2 separate regions of the Homo sapiens genome follow, and region 2 is linked to region 1. A link is a loop called in an ENCODE intact Hi-C map of the cell type or tissue named here. Cell type or tissue: PC-3. All regions are shown on one strand.

Region 1 (2,500 bases):
TTATACTGACATTTTAAAAATTACAACAGTTGTATCAGAAATCTAGAGCACAAAATAAGATTGGTAAACCTTAATTACTCATCATTTCTAAATACTGACTTGCACTAAAAGAAAATAGTAAATGAAATTATGCAGTACTGATTGAGATATTTTATATAAATTATAATTCAATTGATCAAATTAATTGGGTTGATTAGATGTAGAAAAATCATATTTTATGAATTATTTTGGAGTCACTTTTAAAACTGAGAAAACTGCCCATGGATTATATGGTGTGCTGAGTACTACATTATAATTAAGATTACATTTGCAGTATATGTAAATATTATGATCTTGAAAAATGTCCTTTGAGACAATGTAGTCCTATCAAGGTTCAGTTTTGCCAGCTTTACAAATATGGCAATTTTCTCAATGGCATTTTTACTAACAGCACAAGGGGAAACCCATTTGCTGCTTTAAATGAAAGATTACTTACTGCTCTTTTTCTAGAACACCCTGTAATCCAAGGCACAGTAAGGTTTCCTGAAATCTGTGAAAACAATAAATGGAATCTCAGTAAGCTATTTATTGACAGTACTTGGAATGTTGATCAACACCAAAGATTTCACACACTATTTCAAGATAAATCTGCATTCAGAACATATTCCCCACGTATAAAATGTTGTTTCCTTATTGAACTCAACAGATTTTAAGGGGTCTTTTTTGGTGAAAAAAATTGAAAAGTGGGGCAGACTTCTGGGAATTCAAAAGAAAGGTTCTAAGGCATTGTTGGGGGCCCTACGATTGTTGGGACTCTGTTGCAAGTTTTAAAATCTATAGATAATACATTTGTTATAATAAAAATTCAATGCTTTTTGAAGTGAAGAAGTTACAAGAAGTATAGAATAGAGTAGGCCCCCGTATCCACAGATAATATACTCTGAGACACCCAGTGGATGTCTGAAACTGCAGAGAGTACTGAACTCTATATATACTACATTTATTCTTATACATACATGCTTATGAAAAAGTTGAATTATAAATTAGTTAAGAAATGAACATAATAATAAAATAAAACAGTTATGACAAAGTACTGTAATAAAAGTTATGTGAATGTGGCCTTTCTCGAAATATCTTATTGTACTGCACTGCAAGTTACTGTAACCATGAAAAAGAAAACCATAGATAAGGGAGGACTACTGTAGTCATATTTTAAATAGGGCTTTACCACAAAGCAAGAGATGACTTCATAATGAATGATGTGCACTATAAACTACTTAAACACATTACCTCTATTTACTTTGTAAACTCAGCACTGACTAATGGATTTATTGCTACATGTGTTTTCTTAATACAAATCTTAGACCTACAGTATAAATGACTGAAACAATGTTTCTCCAAATAGTGGCCTCAATAGAAGTCTATTCACTATGCCCTATACTCTTTCTTGCAAAATGGTGAATTGTATATTTTAATAAGCCCATTTGTTTAATGAAATATTCTCTTTGCATAAATAATGTATGACTGAAAAAGAAAAAGTAAACCTTTAATCATTATTATATATACATCAAACCTCTCTAGATAAAAATGTGTTTGATAAAATTTGTTCTTTTTGAATTATGTCCCAGTGTCTAGTTTTGGTAGTAAAGTTTAGCAATGTTGCAATCTTGAGGAGATATTTCTTGCATATTATACAAGTATTTTATACTTGAGCAAATACTTTCTGATAATTTCCCAGAAATGGTGAAATATGTTGACCTTTACTAATGGGGCAGGGTATTGTGGTAGTTATGGATATATTCAAGTTCAATACATTCTCATTTACCTAAGTACTCACACCCAAAATTGAAATAATCTTCCTACAAATCCTATTCAACTGTATGGTAGTCCTTTTTTAGGTAGAAACCACTAAGACAAATGGCCAGTAACACCTTATTACCTCAGCATTGCTACACAGGTAGACAGATGCTACTCTAATGGGATTTTAGGGAGCATTTACAAAGACAAAGTAGTCTGTTACCTGTGGTTCAGGTTAGTCTGGACTTAACTATGCTTTATCATAGGACACACAAGAATTGGGGTGTACTTCTCACTTGCTCTTTCCTTCCCTTCCAAACAGATACCTCCTGAGAGACTGACAAGGCAAATCAGTCTCAGTAGGTCATTGAAGTGAGAACAAGGCATTCAATAAAATATTTAATGTTTTTCATAAATTATAAGCAGTAATGACCTAAATAGTATTATGCCTATTGACAAGGAGTGATGATCAATGTGAATAGTAAATTAATATTCTCAGTTATTCAAACTTCAGGTAAGCTGTTACTATTCCTGGCCACCAGACCTGCCATTTTACTTTGAGTTACAAGTATGCCAAAATGCAAGGAATAAGCTAAACATGATATAAACTCCAAATAATACTTTTAAGGAAAAATAAAAAATATTTTTACTCAAGATAAAATACTATTACAGTAAAATAGCAATTAACTGGAATGCTAGGGGTTAATGAGAAGGTGTGAATAAT
Region 2 (2,500 bases), 80 kb before region 1:
ATTCACAGTGCTGTGCACCAGTCACCACTAACTAATCTAGAACATTTTCATCATGCCAAAAATAAATCCCATGCATATTAACAGTCAGGTCCCATCCCTCCCCTCCCTCAGCTCTTGGCACCACTAACCTATTTTCTGTCTCTAGAGTGTGCCTAATGAGGACACTTCATATAAATGAAATAATATAATATGTGGTCTTTTGCAATGGGTTTCTTTCATTTAGCATAATGTTTTTAAGGTTCATCCGTTTTATAGCACATATGAATATTTCATTCCTTTATATGGCTCTATAATAGTCCATTATATGCATATATCCAGATGTTGTCTATACATTCACTTGGTGGATGTTTGGGTTGTTTCCATTTGGATATTATGGAAAACTCTGTTATGAATATCAGTGTGCAACTTTTTGAGTTGGATATACATTTTTTATTCTTTTGAGTAGATTGAAATCCATTCCAGCAGTGGAATTTTTGGTCATATGATAACTCTGTGTTAAACTTTTTGAGGACTGTTGTCAAAGTTGCTAAAATATTTTACATTCTTACCAGCAACGTATCAGGGCTACAATTTCTCCATATCCTGGCCAAAACTCATTATTATATACCTTTTATGTTAATATTGTTACAGTGGATAAATGGCAACTTGTGGTTTTTATTTTCATTTCCATAATGACTAATGATGTTGAACATAATTTCAGGTAAATATTGGCAATATGTATATCTTTTTAAAACAAATATCTATTCATTTCCTTTGCCTATTTTTAAAATTGGGTTATTTGCAATTTTATTATTGACTTGTAAGTGTTCTTTACATCCTTTGATACATATTCCTTATCAGATATATGATTTCAAAATATCTCCTATCCTGTGGGTTATCTTTTCACTTTATTGCTAGCATTGCTTGGAGCACCTCATGTAAGATTTTAAAGCTTTCATTTATGCCATTCAGCAACTATAGCATGAAAATTATAGAAAATGTCTTACCCGAACTATTTCACAGTCAACATTTAATTCAGTTGCCACAGCTTCAATTTTCTCTCTACAAACAGAGCCCAGGCTGGTCATGCCATTGTCCCAATACTTCTTAAGGGTGGCTAAGTCTCGGTCACTGAACTGAGTGCGGTCCTGTAGCTGAAAAACACATTTTTAAATTGTTTTGAATTTTAAAGTTTAGAATAATCAAAGGAAATAATATTATAAAGAGAAGCATCAGGGTGAGATGTGCTACGATACTAGCAAAATTTATTTCACAATTCTTATTCAGTCCTCCCGTTCTGAAAATAAGCATTTTTATTTTTTAAATTTCCATAACAATACAGTGTGTTAGGAGGAAATGCATAGAATTTTTGAACTGATAGCAATTAAGCAATGTTGATTTAAAATAGTTTTAAAATAATACATGTTCATTGTATAAAATACAGGTAAAAAATAAGATAATTTAAATCACTTACATATTAGAAATAATGCTTGTTAACATTTTAATGTATACTCTTTTAAACTTTTTTCTATAGTACAGATATTTACATTCACATACCAAACACAGAAAAAGCAAAGACAGGCTTATATTAGTGTGTTGCCTTTTGATAAGTTAATCTAGATTTGCCATACAAATCTAGATATTAGTTTCCTATTGATATTATAATGAATTAAAAAGGTAAATAAGAGAAAAGTAAGGAGATCACGTAGCCCTAAAATCATATTTATGGCCTCGTCAAGTTTCATAATAAGCCTACCCTTTTTGTTCTTAGGTTTTCTTTATCCAATAAACTATCGGATTTACATGTTGTTTTATTTCAATGAATCCTCAGTATCCCTAGGAAGTAAGTTAGAAACATGATAGAATAATGACCTCTACTTTGCTGATAAGGCATCAGGAAAAGCTAGGTCAAAGGACTCATTCAACAGGGCACAGAGAGTCCATGGCAGAGCTATAAATAGAAATATCTGAGTTTTTCTAGTTGTTTTTTTTTCCAGTGATGCCTCAAATTATTTTCAGAGGTGGTGGAAAAATCTAAACACAGGCTTTAATTAAAATATATATATCCTGCAAAGCCCTGTGTGTGTGCTTCTGATGAAATAGGGAGAGAAAAAAATGAGAGAGACAGAGAGAGAGAGAGACTGTGAGAGTGAATCTGGGACAACTGTTGCAATTCCTGGCTTGAGGTATGGGGTTCTGTTGCGTTCTTCTGCCTAAGATGATATGATCAAGTCCCACACAGAGGCTAGTCCTCAAATACTCCTTAGACATACAATGTTTTCAACATTTCCTTTCTAACTGAAATTTAAAATGAAACCTCCTAAGTTAGATTCAGGAAACAGTGGAAAATAATATACACAACATATAAAACATGACTTAATAAAAAGGGTTACCATAGCTAAAACTGATGTAATACTAAACAACAGTTGCAAGCATGTTTCTTTTAAAGTTACAAGCTTTTGAATAGTAAATTCAGCCACCGAAAGGAAAATAAATATATGAATTCTTGGTTTACTACCAA

What was found. A loop is a pair of places that touch in the nucleus more often than their neighbours do. Peaks named below come from ENCODE experiments on the same cell type or tissue, not always from the same donor. Only the 100,000 strongest peaks of a DNase experiment are listed, where the experiment ranks them.
Region 2: it touches region 1 in a loop (9-fold over the local background); 1 of 110 quality-filtered maps calls a loop at or near these places.

Annotation. Positions count from the first base shown.
Region 1 is chrX:84,440,057-84,442,556 of GRCh38, forward strand. HDX (highly divergent homeobox) reads right to left here. Exons shown (of 11, transcript NM_001177479.2): 5 at 476-529. Among named protein-coding and RNA genes, the nearest start is that of HDX, 61 kb to the right of the region's middle. In PC-3, no CTCF peak of the experiment used is centred here; a DNase peak (open chromatin) is centred at 1,265; H3K27ac peaks cover 1,704 bases.
Region 2 is chrX:84,360,480-84,362,979 of GRCh38, forward strand. It overlaps HDX (highly divergent homeobox), which reads right to left. Exons shown (of 11, transcript NM_001177479.2): 6 at 987-1,133. Among named protein-coding and RNA genes, the nearest start is that of MIR548I4, 140 kb to the left of the region's middle. In PC-3, no CTCF peak of the experiment used is centred here; no DNase peak of the experiment used is centred here.